Linked DNA regions of Homo sapiens: region 1 is linked to region 2. The links are chromatin loops, found by intact Hi-C in ENCODE. Cell type or tissue: HCT116. All regions are shown on one strand. Each heading gives the region's core, and the rest is flanking DNA. Links, peaks and the distances in the headings are about the cores only. Region 1 overlaps KYAT3 (kynurenine aminotransferase 3). Region 2 overlaps PKN2 (protein kinase N2).

The links. A loop is a pair of places that touch in the nucleus more often than their neighbours do. Peaks named below come from ENCODE experiments on the same cell type or tissue, not always from the same donor. Only the 100,000 strongest peaks of a DNase experiment are listed, where the experiment ranks them.
Region 1: a loop joins it to region 2, with 7 times the contacts of the local background. A loop is called at or near these places in 3 of 110 quality-filtered maps.

Annotation. Positions count from the first base shown.
Region 1 is chr1:88,980,339-88,991,540 of GRCh38, reverse strand. KYAT3 (kynurenine aminotransferase 3) reads left to right here. Exons shown (of 14, transcript NM_001008661.3): 2 at 3,190-3,289. The coding sequence starts at 3,191. RBMXL1 (RBMX like 1) reads left to right here. Exons shown (of 3, transcript NM_001162536.3): 2 at 3,190-3,289; 3 at 7,475-11,202. The coding sequence starts at 7,715. The coding sequence ends at 8,887. Among named protein-coding and RNA genes, the nearest start is that of KYAT3, 6.7 kb to the left of the region's middle. RefSeq lists an enhancer at 1-343. In HCT116, for the core only: a CTCF peak has its summit at 7,518 (motif pointing left); DNase peaks (open chromatin) are centred at 5,680, 6,290 and 7,480; H3K4me3 peaks cover 1,235 bases; H3K27ac peaks cover 2,267 bases.
Region 2 is chr1:88,730,765-88,741,966 of GRCh38, reverse strand. It overlaps PKN2 (protein kinase N2), which reads right to left. Exons shown (of 22, transcript NM_006256.4): 2 at 679-979. It overlaps LOC124904213 (a long non-coding RNA gene), which reads right to left and starts at 119. Exons shown (of 2, transcript XR_007066210.1): 1 at 1-119. In HCT116, for the core only: a CTCF peak has its summit at 5,141 (motif pointing left); a DNase peak (open chromatin) is centred at 5,156.

The DNA.
Region 1 (11,202 bases), core at 2,570-10,569, 250 kb before region 2:
AGATACCCTCTGTTGTATCGGTGAACCTTATAAACATTCTAGAAGCAAACTAACAAGGTAGAGTGTGAAAGGAAAATCATCTTTACAGTGGTCGGACTCTTGTAACAGTGTGGGCGGCGCATTATTAGCTGTAGCCCTTTTTGCCTCATGTTAATCTTGCTTGAACTTGCAGTTAACCCAGATGTTCTGGACTTTGTCAAATTAAATCTCTTACTACCTCTCCTCCCCATGTGTGAAGTATAAATTGATCATTTGGATTTAAGTCTAGAGCTTTAAGTTTCTTAGGATTTATTTTGACGGGCTTGTCTGCCTTTTAGCTTTATATTCGGCCCCCCAAAATTCACCAGCTTTCTCAGCTTCGGGCCACCCCCAAATCTGCCAAGCATACTTTCTGAATCTTCATTTTAAACAGTCTAAACCGTTGATAATAAATCGACAGTTTCATTTCTATAGATCATGCGTTTTGGAATATGGACTTTATGCATAATATGCTATAATTAGATCACGTAGATCATCCTGATTCATAAGTTGCCAGGTTTTCTTCACAGAAATTGTTTTTAGGGAGAAACTAGAAAAATACAATGAAAATATTGTTTAGAATTAAAAGCCATATACCTTTTTATTTTCTCCAACTTTTCGATGACATCTAAATTTAATGTATTTATCTCATTTGTGAATATATATATATGCAATGTTGATTGCATTAGAAAATGCTGCTCAAAATACTTAATAAAATGCAGATGTAAACTAGCTTGATTCAAAGGTTCTGAGTCTGCATTTTTTATCAGCCTGCTTAGATTTCTTCAGAGCCATTTTTTCACCTATGCTCCCACAGTTCCTTACACAATGAGATTACCTAGTGAGAGGGTCATAAGTGAGATGGAAAGAGAGCCTAGGTCTAGGTCTTGGAATTCCATCATTCAATGGCGGATTGTGGGAGAGGCAGGAGATAAATGAGAGATTGTAAGATGTCAAAAGCCAAGGGGACATGGTGTTTCTCAGGGGAAAAAGGGCTTGCCTGCCAGTATCTAAAGCTGCAGAGAGCTCTAGGAAAGTGAGAATTGCAAAATGTCCACTGGATTTAACAATATGAAGGTCAAAACTGACTTTAGCAAGAGTTGCCATTATGGAGTAATGGGTGAAAAGTCAGACTGCACTGGGTTGAGGAGCGTAGATTGAGGAAAAGGAGAGAGCTAGTAAAATGAGCAACAGGGAGATGGTACAGTCAAGAGTTTTATTTTTTGTGTTTTTTGTTTGTTTTTTATGTTTTTTAACCGGGAGAGACAAACAAAGTTGAATATGCAGGAGTAAAGAGGTAATAATCAGTGAAGCAAGGTATCCGTAGAGGGAATGAGATCTAAGTCGTGGAGGAGAGGCGATCCTTTTAAAGGAGGGTAATTTCCTTTATTATACTGGGAAGGAAAAAACAAGGATTTTTTAGATTTGGGAAAGTAGAGAGCGCAATCTGCTTGGACTGAGGAAGAAGGTAGAGGGATTTAGTTTAAAGGAGTGTGGGAAAAATTTAAAGAATCATTTTGGACTATGGGAGACAAGTGTTACCTACAAAATATAGTAGAAATGCTGCAGTGTTGGGGGTCAATTTAAGACTGATGACCACAAATCTGTGGTGAAACCAATATCCCGTGGGACTTTCTCCAGCAGTCCACAGCCAGGAAGTACATTGCATGATGGAGGTAATGTGCTGTAGAAGACAGATAGGAGAGAGGGGTTTGGGATTTAGGCTTTGAGATTTCAAGATGAAAACAAGTAGACTTAGATTTAGGGGCAGCTCCCTAAGAAGGAAGGTGGGCATTGAGGCCTGGTACCTAGAGAGTATGGCTCACCCAGTCTGGGGTGAAATCTCCCAGAAGCTGCACTCCAAGCTTACTTGCTTTTATTATTAGCACATTACCTCCATCATGCAATGTAATTCCTGGCAACTGACCCAGGTCTTCCTTTCTCTTCCATTTTCCAAAGTTTCAGCTGTGTCTTTTGGGACAGCTGCGCCATAATCAGCAAATTCCATTGTATCTTTATGTCGTTAGAGGGTTCCCGCTACTTGCTTGCTTTAACTCAAACCTTATTAATTTATTCACCTATTGTGAAAAATGGAGAAACTGAGGCCCAGCAAGAGTCCATAACTTGACTACAGATAGAAACTTTTTTTAAGATTGAATTCTGCTTTAATCTCTTAATGTGGTGAATCACATTAATAGGTTTCTTATATAAACCCAACCCCCCTTGGTCATGATGTATTATCCTTCTTGTATACTACTGGGTTTGATTTGTTAGCGTTTTATATAGAAGCTCTATTTAGTTTCCATAGATTAGGTCTCTTTTTCTCTAAGGTTTGATAACTGTTAGACGACATGCCATCCACTGATACAGCAGCCTTATACAGTAGACTTAAGAGAACAACATTCTCAGAGTAAAACCTTATGAGAAATATCTATTTGCCTGAATGTTTTTAGAAAGCTGGGTTTTCTTTCCACTTCTAAGTGGCAGTATTGTAATAGTTTCATTGCCTTGATCTTCCTCCATTTACCCATGACGGATATCAATTTTATACTTACAGGTAGAGAAGCAATTCAGAATGCATGCCTATCATGCCACTGGAATCCACTAAAATGGCTTGTGGGAATTGTTGGAGGAAGTACCTTCAGAATAACCTAAGATTCACTCATATATTCTTTATATTTATCAAGGACCTACTATCATTCGTCTTTTCAAACAACTTTTTAAATAACTGTTTCTAACAACTTTAATTTACTGTTACAAACTATGCTTTTACTAGTGACTGTTATCCAGAGGATTCTGAAATTTGAGTAGTTCCTAGATTGAAATACTCTGGATTTTATAGCTGCTAGAAATGGAACTTTCACTTTCTGAAATTTAATGCTCTTGACTAAATTAAAGCCTTATTTTTTTAATTAAGAATATTCTTAAAGCTCTCTAGTTTAAAATGATGTGAATATAAATTTGTGTAGGAAGAATACATTTATTAGAATGCCTCCAGTGATGAGAGATTATATCATAGAAAGAAAACTTGAAAGAAAGCAAACTCACTTATCAAAAATGTTTACTTGGATTTTACGTAAGCTTATGATACATCAGCTAGCTGTAAGTGTCTGATAGTGATGTACCCATCATATATTTATTCCTCTTCTCAATTTTTCTTTTATTTAATAGCATGTTTTTGGCCCAGAGGAGCCTCTGCTCTCTTAGCGGTAGAGCAAAATTCCTGAAGACAATTTCTTCTTCCAAAATCCTCGGATTCTCTACTTCTGCTGTAGGTATTGCTTACTTACAGATAAATTATTGTACATATTCTGCACTGTCCAAAAAATATGTAATTTTTCAGATGCTTTTTTACAAATACTTTATTGAAATGAACATTTCTATTACATATGCTGAAGGTGTCTCTTGTCATTGACTAGAATTGACATTCACTGAGCAACTGCTTGCCTGTCTGTGGATCAGGCCATGTGCTGGTCATTATATATTCATTACCTCATTTTGTCTTCACAAAACCCTTCAAGTTATGAATATAGGTCCAGTGGCATGGGAAAAAAGTAGAAGAGGATATTTCAGGAGGACTGCTCAGGGATCGAAAAAGGTTTAAAACCCATAACCACCAAATACAATACGTACATCTGCTTTAGGAACTTGATTCAGTCAACCAAAATGCAGAAAGACATTTTTTAAAGACAATCAGAGAGATACGAATGTGGACTGGGTATTAGATGTTAACAAGAAATTATTGTTGGTGAGGTGTGGTAATGAAATTGCAGTTATATAAGTAGCAATATTTTTTAGATAATATGCCAAGTATGTAGGGATGTAATGACCTAAGGTCTAAGATTTATTCTAAAGTTACTCAGCAATTACAGAAAAAAAGAGGCAAAATCTTGAGAATTACTGAATCTGGGTAGTGTGCATATGAGTGTTTTATATTAGGTTAAAGTATATGAAATTGCTATTTTTGTATGAAAATTCCATTTTTGGCATATGAAGTACCATTTTTGTCATAACTGGTTGAATATTGACAATTTTGTATTCAACCTAATTCTAATCTCTCAACTGGTTTAAAATTTTCTCAGTGGTTTAAAATTTTCATAAAAACCATCATCAGTGTCTTCTATATGTAAATCTTATGAATTCTACCTCATAACTGTCTTGAATTCTCTCCTCTTTATGCCACCGTGACCACCTTTTTCAGGCCCTCTCCCAACATAGAAGTCGGTTGAAGCCAGGGAAGTGGTTGTGCTTCCCCAAGGTGAACATATGAAACCATGGCACTAAAAGGGCATTTGTGTGCACAATCCTCATTTGTGGAACTTTTATTAGACTACGTATGCCAGGGCTCACCATTATGCATTCTAATTCTACATATCTGGAATGTATTTTGAAAAATCTTTCCAGCTGATTCTGATGTATGTCCCAGGCAAAAACCACTGACAATGCATTATTCAAACTTGTGGACTATTTGGGATAGCACTAACCCCTCTCCATACCTAGCAGTGGAATGGTTGGGTTGTGTGGTAGCTTTATGTTTAATTAAGTAACTGCCAAAGTGTTTGTATCATTTTAACTACATTGGAAAAGTGTCTACAGTTCATCAGAGGCTTTGCATTTAAAATAGTCGCACAGGGATAAAGATAAATATTCTTCCTATTGCTGGACGAATGAAAAACACTGGCCAGTGTTACAAAAGCAATAGTGATAAGTTTAAATCAAGAAAGACTTGTCAGAACCAGCCAGATAAGTTACTGTGAACTTACTTAGAATATTCGTTTCATCCACATCATCCTTAATGTCATGAAAATCTGCCGGGAAGGGAATAGAATGAAGGATAGGCTGTATTTTCCTGTATTACTTGCTTTTTTACAAAAACATTTTACATATTCTCTAATTTTAAAGAATGTTTTGAATGCTAAAGGAAAAATGTAGGCGGGGCGCAGTGGCTAACACCTGCAATCCCAGCACTTTGGGAGGCTGAGGCCAGTGGATCGCTTGAGACCAGGAGTTCAAGACCAGCCTGGGCAACATGGCAAAACCTCATCTCTATTAAACATACAAAACATTAGCTGGGCACACACCTGTAGTCCAGGATGGTCTCAATCTCCTGACCTTGTGATCCACCTGCCTCGGCCTCCCAAAGTGCTGGGATTACAGGCGTGAGCCACCGCGCCTGGCCCTAAAATAGTCTATTAATTTTTTTTTTTTTAAGAGAGTCTAAAATTTAAATGTCCACCAGAGAAGCGCAAAAGCAACACTGGACAAAACCTTTTCCTTAGGTCTGTCCTTCCTTAAGGAAATCAACTCTCTCTGTCTCTCTCTCTCTCTCTTTTTTTTTTTTCATACAGTCTCTCACTCTTGCCGCCCAGGCTGGAGTGCAATGGCGCAATCTCGGCTCACTGCAGCCTCCGCCTCTCGGGTTCAAGCAATTCTCCTGCCTCAGCCTCCTGAGTAGCTGGGACTATAGGTGCCCGCCACCACTCCCGGCCAATATTTGTATTTTTTGTAGAGACGGGGTTTTGCCATGTTGGCCAGGCTGGTCTCAAACTACTGGGCTCAAGTGATCCACCCTCCTCAGCCTCCCAAAGTGCTGAGATTACAGGCATGAGTCACTGCGTCCAGCCCAACCCTCTCTTTTGATGTGAAAGTATCACCTTTTGTACATTTAGTCCATACCCAATATCTCTTTGCCTCCTTTAGTGCAAAGTTACTCATCCTTACTTGTATCTAAGAGAATCTTTCCTACTTTCTGAGTGGGCACTAGTTTTGGAGTATATATATTGTATGCCATGAACTATATTTTTCTGCTTATGGCTTTGCCTCATTTAATTGCCATAGCACTTACATGGGGCAGGTATTCATTTTCCTGCTTAGCAAATAAGGAAACTGAATTTCAGAGATGTCAGGTAACCTGCCTACTTCACACACTAGGAGTTTTGATGTTTAATTTTGAACTAAGATCTATCTGGCTTGAAAGCTCTTTGCATTAAACAACCTTGAACAATATACTTGGAACGTAGGTGTGTTTTTGGCACAGAACATGGCATGTGTGTGAGGGATTGAACACAGACTTGCCCAGATTCAAACTTACCAATCTTCTGTTTCATGTGCCCAGAAGAAACAGCCTGTTTCTCAGCCTCAAACCCAAACTTCTAGTTGTCTTGATTGGTTCAGCCTGACTGTCCAACTCTGATTTATAGCTGTGATTGGGGGAGCTGAGATTACACAGTGTAGGCAGGCAGAAGGGCCCCAGGCCTATTGATATGGGTGAGGACAATACTCACGCACTCCCTTCACTTACTCACTCTTCCAAGGTCTTGGCTTGAACCCAATTTTTTTTGAGAGAATAAACCAGGCTTTTTGTTCTCCACTTGGCCTGACTCCATTTCTGGCATTCCAGCCATGTATTTAGCTGTTATCAGCTTTCAGATTTAGAGAAAGCCTTGTTTCCAATAAGCTTGTTTCTCTGAAGTAATTGTTAAAATATAATTTTCAGAAAAAGGTTAAATCATGACTCATACAAATATAAAAATGAACATGTGCTAAAGATTTTTATTTCACTCATGTGATATGAAGTAACCAGACAGAAGTTATAACCAGTACATATGGAAAGTCAAAAAGCACAAATTCATATGTAGTAAAGGAATTGGATTGCAAATGAAGGCAAAACTGTTTTTTCTACAGGGTGGAGGGAAGATAATCAAAATGCTAGAACCAGAATTTGCATGCCTGTCACTTAGCTTCAATTTACAAAAGCCCAGAATAACTCAAAGGCAAATTCTAGCCCTGCAAATATCAGCCCTAAAGCTGTGCTGTGGCCAGTGCATAGTTTTCTATTGAAGTACAATTTTTTCCCCAAATACATTATCTCTCAGAGGGAGTCCAAATTGCTTCCCTTTCACTCAGCAGATCTGTTCAGTCAACAGATGTTAAATAGCTACAGCGTATCAGGCACAAATAATTCTTTATAAAATAAAGTAACAAACTATATGTTGTTTCAAAGTTCCAGTTAAGGCCAGCCGTGGTAGCTCACCCTTATAATCCCAACACTGGGAGGCCGAGGCAGGCGGATCACTTGGGCTAGGAGTTCCATACCAGCATGGCCAACATGGTGAAACCCTGCTCTACTAAAATACAAAAATTAGCCAGGTGTGGTGGCGCATGCCGGTAATCCAAGCTACTCAGGTGGCTGAGGCACAAGAATGGCTTGAGCCTGGGAGGCAGAGGTTGCAGTGAGCCAAGATTGCGCCGCTGCACTCCAGCCTGGGCAACACTGTGAGACTCCTGTCTACAAAAAAAAAAAAAAAAAAAAAAAAAAGCAACAAAAAAAGGGCTCCTGTTAATTATACACACTTTTGAGCTTAATATAATTGCATTTTTTATGTATCTTTAAGCATCTTTCCCTGCTTTACATTTCCACTTCTGAGTTTTACTTTCATTTCTTCCACCATTACAGGAACATTCTGTTGTTTTCCTCTGCCATCTAGTGGCAAAAGAAAGTAATTTTCCTGGTTTTTTGAATGGATAGCCATACCTTAAAAAGCATCCAGATTGCGCAGTAGTGCTAGCGGCTTCGCGGTTCAGTCCTCCTAACTGACAGCCGCCACTGGTGCTGAGCTGCTAGGAAGCCCCTGTCGGCGAGCTTGTTGGAGCTTGAACCCACTGTCACCCCTCCGACTCACCGGCAAAAAAAAAAATGGTTGAAGCAGATCGCCCAGGAAAGCTCTTCATTGGTGGGCTTAATACGGAAACAAATGAGAAAGCTCTTGAAACAGTATTTGGCAAATATGGACGAATAGTGGAAGTACTCTTGATAAAAGACCGTGAAACCAACAAATCAAGAGGATTTGCTTTTGTCACCTTTGAAAGCCCAGCAGACGCTAAGGATGCAGCCAGAGACATGAATGGAAAGTCATTAGATGGAAAAGCCATCAAGGTGGAACAAGCCACCAAACCATCATTTGAAAGAGGTAGACATGGACCGCCCCCACCTCCAAGAAGTAGAGGTCCTCCAAGAGGTTTTGGAGCTGGAAGAGGAGGAAGTGGAGGAACCAGGGGACCTCCTTCACGAGGAGGACACATGGATGATGGTGGATATTCCATGAATTTTAACATGAGTTCTTCCAGGGGACCACTCCCAGTAAAAAGAGGACCACCACCAAGAAGTGGGGGTCCTTCTCCTAAGAGATCTGCACCTTCAGGACTAGTTCGCAGCAGCAGTGGAATGGGAGGAAGAGCTCCTCTATCACGTGGAAGAGATAGTTATGGAGGTCCACCTCGAAGGGAACCGCTCCCCTCTCGTAGAGATGTTTATTTGTCCCCAAGAGATGATGGGTATTCTACTAAAGACAGCTATTCAAGCAGAGATTACCCAAGTTCTCGTGATACAAGAGATTATGCACCACCACCACGAGATTATACTTACCGTGATTATGGTCATTCCAGTTCACGTGATGACTATCCATCAAGAGGCTATGGCGATAGAGATGGATATGGTCGTGATCGTGACTATTCAGATCATCCAAGTGGAGGTTCCTACAGAGATTCATATGAGAGTTATGGTAACTCACGTAGTGCTCCACTTACACGAGGGCCCCCGCCATCTTATGGTGGAAGCAGTCGCTATGATGATTATAGCAGCTCACGTGATGGATATGGTGGAAGTCGAGACAGTTACTCAAGCAGCCGAAGTGATCTCTACTCAAGTTGTGACAGGGTTGGCAGACAAGAAAGAGGGCTTCCCCCTTCTGTAGAAAGGGGGTACCCTTCTTCACGTGATTCCTACAGCAGTTCAAGCCGCGGAGCACCAAGAGGTGCTGGCCCTGGAGGAAGCCGATCTGATAGAGGGGGAGGCAGAAGCAGATACTAGAAACAAACAAAACTTTGGACCAAAATCCCAGTTCAAAGAAACAAAAAAAAGAGTGGAAACTATTCTATCATAACTACCCAAGGACTACTAAAAGGAAAAATTGTGTTACCTTTTTTAAATTCCCTGTTAAGTCCCTTCCGTAATTTTTATGTTCTTGTGAGGAAAAAAGTAAAACATGTTTAATTTTATTTGACTTTATGACATTGCTTTTCAACAAGCAAATGTTAAATGTGTTAAGCCTTGTAGTACTAGTGTTGTAACTTTCCAAGTAAAGGTGTCCCTAAAGACCACTTCCTATCTGGTTTTTCCCAGTAAATGAGGCAAGCAATTCTAAGATCTTCCACAAAACATCTAGCCAACTAAAATGGAGAGATGAATCATTCTGCCTATACAAACAAGCTAGCTATTAGAGGGTGGTTGGAGTATGCTACTCATAAGATTTCAGGGTGTTTTCTAACTGAAATCTCACTGTTCTCAGTATGCAAAACCTGAAATCAGATGCCTATGTAAGGAAAGTGCTATTCACCCAGTAAACCCAAAAAAAGCAAATGGATAATGCTGGCCATTTTGCCTTTCTGACATTTCCTTGGGAATCTGCAAGAACCTCCCCTTTCCCCTCCCACAATAAGACCATTTAAGTGTGTGCTAAACAACTACGGAATACTAAATAAAAAGTTTGGCCAAAACCAACCATGAAGCTGCAAAGGTGCTTGCTCTTACTCTTTCAAATTTTTGCAACTCTAATGTCTCACTTTTAAAGGAACAGCTTGATTGCAAAGGAGAAAATAGATAAGCAATGAATTTATCTCCAACTTCCTAAAGGCTTATGACTTCTAAAAAGTGAATCTATCAGCATTCCACATCAGATTTAAAGCATCAAATGCCTGTGAAACAGCAAAGATGGTTGAAGATTGTGCTCATTATGTTTGTGGAGTGCTGATTGATTCACAGTAGATAACGCTGGCAGTAAGAGAAATCAAATGCTAAGAGTTGTTGAAGCAGAAGGCGGCTGATTGTTGGTAAGTCAGTGCAGTTGCATAAGCAGTGCTGTCAGAATTGGTTTGGTGCAGGCAATAGATTTTGCCTTCAAGGGTTCCTGTGGATCTCAGGAAGGCATCAGTGTTGATTAACACTCATAACTAGGGAGTGAGTGGTAGTTACTTAAGTAATTGACCAAATGGAAAAGGGGAAGTAATTAAGGAAATTGGTAAGTGGAGGTAGTCAGGAGGTTCTCGTGGTCCTTTACACAGATTTTACAGCTTTGGGTTTCATTTTGTTTAGCTAAAGTCATGGGGACAACTCTTCAATTTAGAACTTAAGATGAATTATAAAAATGATGGATATAAGTGGTAGCTCTATCTGGTGAAGTGTCTTGTCAGTAAGTGAAACATTTTTTTGTGGTGGCTTATCCACAAACAGTTTAGTTGTAGAATAAAACTTATGAGTGACATCTGGAAAGTAACAACCATGCTAAGATGGCAAACACACTGGAAACAATTGGGCCACTTGGCTTTCTTTTGCTGTATTGTTTTATAAGCCTGCTTTACCTCCCCGTCTTGGAAACAAGTTTTAGTTTATTGCTTTGGAGACTAGAGCCAATAGTGTAATGTTCTCAAAGGAAACAGACTTGAGTTGTTGGATTAGAGGAACTAACTCAACTTCTAATTTTTTTTGTTGTAATTATGGCACTGTCATGTTTTAACATTTGCAACTAGGGATAGTAAGTACAACATTTTTAACTCTCATTTGGCAGACTACTACTAATCACAGACCACAAGGGTAATGACCAAATTTATGTGGTTGTTACACTTCCATAGTTGTCTTAGCCGAATCCTTCCATATTCTTATGATTACTTGGGTTAAAGCTTCTGTGAGGACCTTTTGGCTCTTAAGATATCCTAAATATTTAAAATATTTAGATATCCTAAATATAGGATATAGAGTTTGTACCAAATATGAATGAATATTGTTCAAAGCAAGGAGTATGTTAAAATGACCAGACACCTGTTTGATAAATAGTTTACTGAACTAGCAGACGTGTGGAAAAAGAATCAGATCTTGATTCTTCTGGGTTTATACTGGTTGTAAAACAGAATGATATTAGAAAATGTTTTCCTTGTTTAAGTGGTAGTTGAACATAGAACTTGGGTATTATAGATCACTTTTCACTTTTTGGAATGTTTTGTATTGAAACTTAATACAACTTTAACATGGCAAAAAAAAAAAAAATCCAAAATCTATGAGATAATTTTGTTAAAGTTGGCTTGCTTGGGCGGGTGCTTGGTCCAGAGGGAGAAAAGAAGGCATGATTTCAG
Region 2 (11,202 bases), core at 1,944-9,943:
AAGAAAGAAAGAGGTGGGTTTTCAATCTTTATTTTCTGTACCATTAAAAAAATTCCAACATAAATATTTATTAATTCTATTGTTTAAAAATTATGTTTTTATATTGAAATCATAGGTTATATTTTCCTCTTATTTTCTATAAAGAAAATAAAAGTAATGTGTAACAGTTTTTTCTATTATGTTTTTCTTTTTTGAACACTATGCCTAGTAGTTTACTTGTTAATTCAGTTGCTTAGAGCACAAAGAATGAAGGCCATAGGTTTGACTAATTACATTTGCAAATAATAAAACTATCTCTTGTTCAAAGAACACAGTTTTAACTTTAAGTCAGCTGGCAAACTTGTGCTGTTGATTACAGGATGAATCACGTAAAAGCATGTGATTGACTCAATACAAAACATTAATACTGGAGACTCACTCTAAGTAACGTCCTACTGATAGAGAGTAAGAGAGAATACATTAGGGTTATTAAATTCTAAGTAAACATTTCAATTTCCATACCTATCAACTCCTGCCCTTCTAAACAGAATATAAATAAGACCTTAACCAAAAGAGAAAAAGTCTCTCTACTTTCAGAAAAGCTAAAAACTATTCATGTCCCCAAACTTACTATTTTCTAAAAAGATACATTTTTTTTATTAATATACCATATAAACATCAAATAAAGCACTACTATACCTGTAATATCTTCTGGATCTGATACAACAATATGTGCATTTAATTCCTGCAGCTTGTGATGTAGTTCTTCTAATTTTTTATTTGATTTTTTCAAAATGTTGTCTACATAAGCCAAACTTTTTTTATCTGTTGTGACTTTCCTCAGATTTTCAGCTCCTTCTTTGATTTTCAGTTCTTTCCTTATTTCTCTCTTAATTCGATCCTTGATATCATCCAATTTCTGCTGCACCATTGTATCTGAAAAGTCTAATTTTTGAACAGCACTCACATTCTCAGAAAACGGAAGACTTCGGGAATCCCCCTACAGAAAAAATAAACATACAAATGTGGGAGTTTAGGAGAGTTGGCTGCTCAGTAAATATGCAGTGTTTTCAGCCTAAGAGAGTCTTTCTTGATTACATTACATTTAACTATATTTAATTATCTCCTTAATAAGCAATAGACCAACTACTTACTGACTTTTATTATAACCATACAAAATCATAAATTCAAGAACTCACTGGCTACTAAGTAGCATTACTTGACAAATACATTTATATTAAAATAAAGTGAACACATCTACACACAAAGGCTGTGTAAAGATAGCGGATTTTGGTATCTTAGGAACCCAGGTTAGATCCCAACCCCTACACTGTGAACCTTGAGCAAGTTACTTAACTTTTCAAATACTCAGTTTTAATAGTCTACAAAATCTAAATAATAATAGTAGCCACCTTTTAGAGATACTGTGATAATTCACAAATATTGTAAATGAAGTTCTAAATACAAGTACTGGGTCACTGCAGTCACTTAATAAATAAAAAGTATTATTAAATTCTATAGGTAAACACTAAAAGCCCAGACTTCATCACTACATAATATATTTATGTAACTAAACTGCACTTGTATCCCTTAAATTTATACAAATAAAAAAATTCAATAGGTGAATCATTTTATCTTCTGTAAGAAACTTCTTAAAAATAAATGAATATTGGCAAAATAGATACCTTTATGACCACTTTTTAGTTAATGAATTAAATGTACTAGGGCTTGGGAAAACTATATTCAGAACTCCATTTATACAGTTGTTCTTTGGTATGTGTGGGAGGTTGGTTCCAGGATCCCACATATACCACAATCTAAAGATGACCAAGTCACTTATATAAAACGGTGTGGTATTTGCATATAATCTAAATACACACCCCATACTTTAATCTCTAGTTATTTATAATACACAATACAAGTGGTATGTAAATAGTTGCTATGCTGTATTATTTGTATTATTTTTTATTTTTTTTTTCCCCTAATACTTTCAATCTGCAATTGGTTGAATCTGCAGATGTTGAATCCACAGATATGAATGGCCAACTGTATACTTCAAGGCTAAGTACTCCAATTGGTAATTTGGTTGACTCAGTACAAAAGCATCATTACTTGAGAACACCTCTAAATTGTGTTCTATTGATGGAAGCTAAGACAATACACAGTACAGTCACCTTAAAATGAAAATCCAATCAGTTAAGCACAGCTAATCTATATTTACAACAACTAAAGTTATGTTCTAGCTATTTCTATATCATTTACTGTTTCAAAGTCCATTACTATAATACCATTGGATTTAAAATGTTTAAATTCTGAAACACAAGAAACCAAAGATAATGGTTACCTCTAGGGAGGAGATTTGAGTTTATGAAGGACATGGAAAAGAAAAAGACACACTGTGCAGCCTTTTTGTACCTTTGAATCACAGACCTAATTAATGCAAAGATTTTCTTTAATTTTTTGAGAATTCCTCACACCCATATAAATAAGTTGATGCAAGTACTTTCTACATTCATTCTTAATTTCTAAAAATTATGTATCATGCAAAATAGTGAAAAGGGTGAGCTTATGGGTGATACGGGATCTCGTCTTGGTTTTCATATCAATTTACCTTGTGCCTGCAGGTATATTATGCAAAATATGAAGTAGTTGATTTCTATAAATCTCTTTTTTTTTCTGGTAGAGATGGGATTTTGCCATGTTGTCCAGGCTGATCTCAAACTCTTGGCCTAAGTGATCCTCCCACCTTGACGTCCCAAAGTGCTGGGTTTACAGGCATGAAACACGTGCCCAGCCTGTTTCTAGCTAAGAATTCCTTTGAAACGCCAACAAAAAATAGTACAAAGAAAATTTCATGTTGTTATGTATACTTACCAGGTTCCACGGATCCTAGGTTAAGAATTCCTAAAACAGGTAATCTACACCTGTTAGAAGTTGTATTTCTGATCTGTCACTATACAGATAAACAATGATCTTCTACCTGAGCCAAAATGCTGTCTAGATTTTTCACTATTTATAATGGAATATAAGTCCTACGATCCATTTGGTTTCCAAAGTTTAAGTGTCTATCCTTGGCAAGTTGTCAACAACACTAGCACATGTCTATTGTCAAAGAATAAAATCCCAAATTCATATTGTCTAGTTTCAGGTAAAGTGGACTGAGGCAAAAAATGCTTAGATAAAAAATAGTTTAAGCTAGTTCCATTCCTCCAAATATTTTTGTTTCAATCCTTACACATTTATCAGAAAACACTTTATGAACTGCTTTCGCAGATTTGTTCTTTAATATTATGTCCAAAGCCAGAGGTCTGCAAAATTTCCTTGTTCATGGTACTCTTAATATCTCAGGAAATTATTCCTTATTTCTCATAGGCCAGAAGAAATACCTAACACTTTCGTTTACTGCCTACCTCAACTCCCATTTCTTTCCACTTTGTTCCTTAAACTCCAATCATATCAAATTATAAAACTTTACTTCAAGAAATCATCTCTCTTGGCTCAGCCACTAAGCATGCTTCACCTTTGGTATGCACCATCTCTCCTTTCTCCTGCAGTTATCTCTTTCAAGTATCTTCTTGACCCTGTTAACTTTTACTTTGTTTCAAAGATCAAGAACAACTCTTGCTGGGAAACAATTTCCTGTCCAAAGCCTTTCTTTAGAATTTAGTTGAATGCCTCTCCTGTGTGCTCTGATATTGTGTACCTTATTGAAACAATTACCCCTTTTTTTTATCTGACCACTCTTCAAAGACTATGAGCAATTTGAGGGCAGGGCTTATGCTTGGCAGATTAGTTTGGTTTTTTTTTGTTTGTTTGTTTTTTAATGACTTGTCCATTATGTTATTTAATATTCTTCCTTTACAATTAAGGAAAACCTGCCACTGCTGAGGAACTCATGCTTCCCTCTATCTGATAAAGAGAATTTGGAGAAGAGGCAGAGTCAAGATGGCTGAATAAGACTCTCCAGCGATTGACTCCCCACAGAAACATAAATTTGAACATGATCTATGCATGAAAGTAACTTCGCAAGAGCCAAGGAACCAGATCAGAGATGACCATATCTGGTTTTAGCATTACTAAGAAAAGATCAACTGAAGAGGGTAGGAAAGACAGAGGTACAATGCCTGAATCACCTCTCCCCCAACTATAAGCACAGCACAGAGAGAGACACAGCCCACTTGGGGTAAGGAGAGGGAAGTGAGTGCAGGACTTTTGACTTGTAGCTCAGCACTGGGTCTGCCGTGGTGAAACCCAACACCAGGCAGAACCCCATGCCCCTTAACCCCAGACCAAGCTAGGCAGACAAGGACCCATCCCGATACTATGTGGAAACCTGTGGCCTCAGTATGACAGACTTGTGTTCTGGCATCTACAGTAGCCTCAAGCCATGAGTGAACTTCAGCAGCAGGAAGGCTACAGTGGTATGGGCCTGATTGGTGCCCCGGGGATGTAGTAGTCCTGGTGGCAGGACTGGGACCCCATTATTCTTCTTCCAACCCTAGGCAGCACAGCTTGGAGAGTGCCTCCATCTACTGGGGGAAAAAGAGGGATACAAAAGCAGTACTTTGATCTTGACTCAGTGACAAGTCTGCCATGGTAAGACTCCACACTGGGCAAAATCTGATGGCCCACTGATCCCAGGCTGGCACCCAAAGACCGTGCCTCTGAACTCATTTCAGTGTCAGGCAGAGAGACATGGCCTCAGTGGAATAGACTCAGGGGTACATCACTACTGTCTGTCTGCAGTGGACTTGAGCCACAAATAAACCTCAGCAGCAGGCAGGCTATAGTTCCATGGGTCTTGGGCATATCCCTGTGCTGTGCTTGTCTTGGCAGCTATGGTTTTCAGGTGTGAGCTAGCATTACGGTGGCCGTCCTGGCCACAATACTGCCTGCTCCACCCCTTCCCTCAACCCCAGGCAGCACAGTGTGGAGACACTGATGCTTGAAAGAATGAGAGGGGAACAGGTACACAATGTTGCTTTGGAGCATGCCATGGTGAGGCCCAAGCACTGAGCAGAGTGACACAGTGCCTAACGTGTCCTGGCCCCAGTGGAAACTCACACACCCAGAGAGACACTCCAGTCTCTCCCCTAGTCAATCTGGGCCAGAACACAAACCAACTGTGAATTCACTGCAAACCTGGGCTTACGGTGCCATCTAGTGCTGAAACAGTGATAGTGGCCAAGGGCTCAAAGAACACAATAATCGCCCTGCTTAGAATTTCTGGAAGAACAGGAACAAACCACCACCAGGCTTTGAATGGGGAATAAACAGCTAATCCCTCAATGTTCAGATGTCAGGGCAGGCCAAAGGCATGAAGAATATTCAGGGGTCGGGCACAGTGGCTCACGCCAACAACTGGGAGGCTAAGGTGGGTGGATTACCTAAGGTCAGGAGTTTGAGACCAGTCTGTCTAACATGGTAAAACCCTGTCTCTACTAAAAAATATAAAAATTAGCCAGGAGTGGAAGTACATGCCTGTAATCTCAGCTACTCAGGAGGCTAAGGTTGGAGAACTGCTTGAACCTGAGAGGCAGAGGCTGCAGAGAGCCGAGATCATTCCACTGCACTCCAGCCTGGGCAACAGAGTGAGTGAGACTCTGTCTCAAAAAAAAAAAATTTTAAGAAAGCATTCAGGAACCATAATTTCATGCAACAAACAAAATAAGGCACCAGGAAACAACCCTAAAGTGATGGAGATGTGTGATGTCTCAGAGAATTCAAAAGAGCTGTTTTAAGGAAACTCAATGAACTTCAATAAAACACAGGGGAAGAATCCAGGAATTTATCAGAGAAACATGAGAGATTAAACAAACTGAAATCCTGGAGCTGAAAAATACGATGAACAAAATGAATGCAGTAGAGAATATCAACAGCAGAATCTATCAGATACAAAAATCTGAGCTTGAAGACAAGCTATTTGAAAACACATAGCTGGAGGAGAAACAATTAAAAAAAGGGTAAAAGGGAATGAAGAAGTTTACAGAACAATGCAACAGTATCAAAAGAGCAAATATTTGGGTTACTGGGCTTCAAGAGGGAATTGAGAATGACAAATGGGAAGAAAGCTTATTCAAAGAGATAATAACACAAAACTTCCCAAAACTAGAGAAAGATACAAATTATCCAGGTACAGAAAGGTCAAAGGTTACCAATCAGATACAGCCCAAATAAGTGTACCCCAAGAAATACCATAATCAAATTCTCAAAGATCAAAGACAAAAATATTTTGAAAGCAACAAAAGCAGCAAATAACATATAAGGAAGTCCCAATCTGTCTAGCAATAGACTTCTCAGCAGAAACCTTATAAGTCAGGATGAGTGAGATGATATATTCAAATTGTTAAAGAAAAAAAAAGATTGGGGGTGGGGGGGGGGGGGGTGGGCTGTCAACCAAGAATACTGTACCCAGCACAGCTATCCTTTAGAAATAAAGCAGAGATAAAGACTTTGCCAGACAAATGAAAACTAAGAGAATTTATCATCATCAGATATGTCTTACAAGAAATGTTAAAAAAAAATAGGCCAGGAACAATGGTTCACATCTGTAATCTCAGCCCTTTGGGTGGCCAAGGTGGAAGGACTGCTTGAGCTCAGGAGCTCAAGGCCTTGGGTGGCATACCAAGACTTTGACTCTACTAAAAATGAAAATTAAAAAATCAGCTGGGTGTGGTGGCGTGTGGCTGTAGTCCCAGATACTTGGGAGGCTGGGGTGGGAGGATCATTCAAGTCCATGAGATCAAGACTGCAGTGAGCCATGATCGCACCACCGCCCTCTAGCCTGAAGGACAGAGTGAGACCCTGTCTCGAACATACAAGCAAACAAAAAATGCTAAAAACAGTTCTTTAAATGAAGAAAGAGACTCTAATGTGTAACAAGAAAACATCTTAAAGGTATAAAACTCACTAGTAAGTATACTGGAAGATGGAATACTATAATACTATAAATGTGATACATAAAGCACTTGTATCTTTAATATGAAGGCTAAAAGACAAAACTATTAAATAATAACTATTTTAATTTGCCAAGAGATGGGTAATATAAGATGTAAAATGGGACATCAAAAATTACAAATGTGGGAGAAAATGGAGTTAAAAGTAGAGTTTGCTTTTTCTTTCTTTTCCTATCTTTACAATCAAAGTTGGGTTGCTATCAGTTTCAAATATCTCATTTTAAGATTTTTTTCATAAGCTTCATGGTAACTGCAAAGCAAAAACCTATAAGAAATACACCAAAAATAACAGGGAAACCATCAAAACACATTACTAGAGAAAATCACCTAACCATAAAGAAAGACAACAAGAGAACATAAATAGCCAAAGTAATCTAAAGCAAAAAGAACAAAGCTGGAGGCATCATACTACTTGACTTCAAAACACATTACATAGCTATAGTAATCAAAATAGCATGCTACTGGTATAAAAAAGACACACAAATCAATGGAACAGAAGACAGTCCAGAAATAAATCATCTATCTACAGTTTATTAATTCTTGACAAAGGGGCCAAGTACACTCAATGGGAAAAGGGCAACAAGTGGTGTTGGGAAAACTGGATATCCACATGAGAGAATGAAATTAGATTCTTATCTCTCACCACAGACAAAACTCAACTCAAAATGGATTAAAGACTTAAATGTAAGACCCCAAACTACAAAATCACAAGAAGAAAATATGGAGGAAATATAGGGGAAAGCTCCATGTCACTGGTCTAGGCAAGAATATTTTGGACAAAACCTGAAAAGCATGGGCAACAAAAGCAAAAACAGTTTGAGCATTCTAAATCCAAAACTCTAAAACGCTCCAAATTTTTTTTTTTTTTTTTTAAAGATAGGGTCTCACTCTGTTACCCAGGCTGGAGTGCAGTGGTACAATCATTGCTCATTAGCAACCTTGAAACATTGAGCTCAAGTGATCCTCCCACCTTAGCCTCCCAAGTAGCTAAGACTACAGGTGGGCTCCACTATGCCTAGCTAATTTTTATCTTTTGTAAAGACAGGGTCTTGCTACATTGCCCAGGCTGGTCTTGAACTGATGGCATCAAGTGATCCTCCTGCCTTGACCCCCCCAAATTGTTGGGATTATAGGCGTGAGCCACTATGAAACCTTTTGATTGCCAACATGATACTCGAACTAAATGCTTATTGGAACGTTTTGAATTTTCAAAATTTGATTTGGAATGCTCAACCACTAAGTATAATGCAAATATTCCAGAACCTGAAAAAATCCCAAATCCAAAACACTCTGGTTGTAAGCATTTCAGATACAGGATATTTAACCTGTATAGACAAATGGAATTGTATCAAACTAAAAATCTTCTGCATAGTAAAGGTAACAATCAACAGAGCAAGGATGCCAGTCATAGACTGGGAGAACACATTTACAAACTACACAACTGATAAAGGGTTAATACCCAAATATAAAGAACTCAAACACTCAATAACAAACAAATAACCTGATCAAAAAATGGGCAAAAGGCCTACATAGACATTTCTCCAAAAAAAGAACATACAAACAACCCACAGGTGTATGAAAAAATGTTCAACATCACTAATCATCAAAAAATGCAAGTCAAAACTATAATGAGATATCACATCACTCTAGTTAGAATAGGTACTCTCAAAAAATCAAAAGATAGCAGGTGTTGATGAGGGTATGGATAAAAGGGAACCCTTATACACTGCTGGTGGGAATGTATAGCCATTATGGAAAACAGCATGAAGGCTACTCAAAAAATTTTAAACAGAACTACCACATGATCCGATAAATCCCACTACTGGGTATATATATCCAAAGAAAATGAAATCAGTATGTTTTACAGATATCTGCACTCCTATGTTTATTACAGCATTATTCACAATAGCCAAGATATGGAATCAACCTAAATGTCTATCAAAGAGAATAACTATTTTTATGTTTCTTGTTACATATTCCCAACTTTTTTGTACCCATTAACCCATCCTTCCCTACCCGTTTTTCCCTGCTCCCCTCTCGTCCTCTCATAACTACCATTCTACTCTCTACCTCTATGAGAACAACCTTTTAGATTCCACCTATGAATGAGATCATGTGGTATTTGTCTTTCTGTGCCTGGCTTAGTGTCCTCTAGGTACATTCACGTTGTCTGAAATGACAAGATTTCATTATTTATGACTGAATAATATTCCATTGTGTATATATACTATATTTTATTTATCCACTTACAAGACTTCATTTAAAAAGTTGGGAATATAAAACAAGAAATTTAAAAATAGTGTTTCTCTTTGACATAGAATTATAAAACTCAAGAAATCTAACCTAAGATAATAATTAGAAATTTTTGTTATATAGAATGGTCAATTCAATAATTTTAAAATTAATAATATGTTCAATGCACTGTATTGGGCACAGACAGACTCCCTTATAAAGCTTACAAATATCAGGGCTTTAAACCAACTTTAGAAAAGAGAAAGTTCAAGATGCTACCTAAGTGTCATAACAAAAGAATTTCAAGTCAGCTAGCGAATAAAGAAAGGTTTCCCTTATTTGTGCCCTTGATTAGTTAACAGCAGTATATGCAGCTGATATACTGCTGTGTAAACACACTTTTATTTCAAGTTATGTTAAAAATAAGAACTTTAAAAATAGAGGGAAAGATAAATTAAGAGGGATTTCCATTTTATTTTTCAAAGTTTTCCATGTTTTCTCTATTTTTTTGACAATAAAATTTTCTCCACTTCTTTTTTTAACCTTGCCTAATAAGGAAAAGACATTATTTAAAAGAAACCAAAAGAACCAAAAGTAATATTAACTTTATTTCAATTGTGGAAAATGTAAAAGCTTATAATCATATCTTATACTACATTATATCTGCTACTTAACCTTGCCACTTTCATTCAACACAATTCTACTACAAGGGACCAAACTACAGACTACACAGTACATTGTAATTAAATTACCTCATGTGCCAGTCAAGTATTTCAAATACACAAATGTGATAATATGTATTTGGTAAATACAATGACTTTTACTTTGTACAATAATGAAATTCTTATTTTTAGACTCAAACATAAACTGACATTTTCAATTTAATATACTTCAACAAACTCACAGTAAAGTTAAGAAAAACACTGAAATAAGAACAAGACCAGATTCAAAGAACAAAATGAAAATGGACTGTCACTCGTGACCAAGTACTTCATTTAGGGAGAGACAGGAGAGGATGTTTACTCCTCACTGGCCCAGTTCCCAGAGTAGTGAAAAAGCTGTTACTCTCTCTACATTTCAGAAATATAAAACAGTCTGACCTGATAGATGCCAAGAAATGTTAGAGTACCCATAAAAACTCACTGGATACAATGATTCATATACTATGTTAGCTAGAAGGAATTTCAAAAACCATTTAGTCTAACTTTCTTGATTTTAGTCTTGGGGAAAGCATGCTTAAAGCAGCTAAGCAACCAGCTGTCAGAGACCTGGCTGGGTTCAGCTTACTAGTCCTTCTGACTCCTGGTAAATTGCGTTTTTATTTACTCCATACCATCTTCTTCCAGGGGCCCTCTGAAATACCCGTTTATCTATATTTGAACTACATCTTGACCAGATTGATTTGCATTAATAGATATTACCTGCCTTAAGCCAGGGATATTAGCAGAACACATTTCTTCTTCTCTAATTTCATCCTAATCCAACATTCTGTGCCTCAAAAGGAAAGTGCTCTCAACTAGAAAGCAAGAAACCAGTTCAAACACAAGCCCAGTGTACTGGCTATCCAATTCAAGCGTATTATCCTACTTATCTGTACCTGTTTGCTTATCTATCTTTCGGTTTCCCTATCATACAAGGTTTAAAAAAAAACTTTATTCAAAACATGCATTGAGTTCTAGGTAATGAAATATAAAGATAAAAATGACCTGATCCTTCTTTCTTTCTGGTATTCAATTTATTAAAGAAGACAGACATGAAAACCAAATATAATTTGAAAGAGCAGCAAAGGCTTCACACAAATGTAGGCCATATTGTGTTTTTTGTTTGTTTGTTTTGAACAGAAGGCTCAGTTAGAATGTTGTGTTATGGAAATAATGAAGCATTTGGCATCAGAATGACCATGTATAAATTCTGATACTGCAATCATGCTAAAGCTTCGATTTCCTCATCTGTGAAATGGAATTATTATAACTGCCTGACCATATTATTTTTAAGTCTCATAACGGCCATGCCCACTGAAAAAATATGCTTTCAT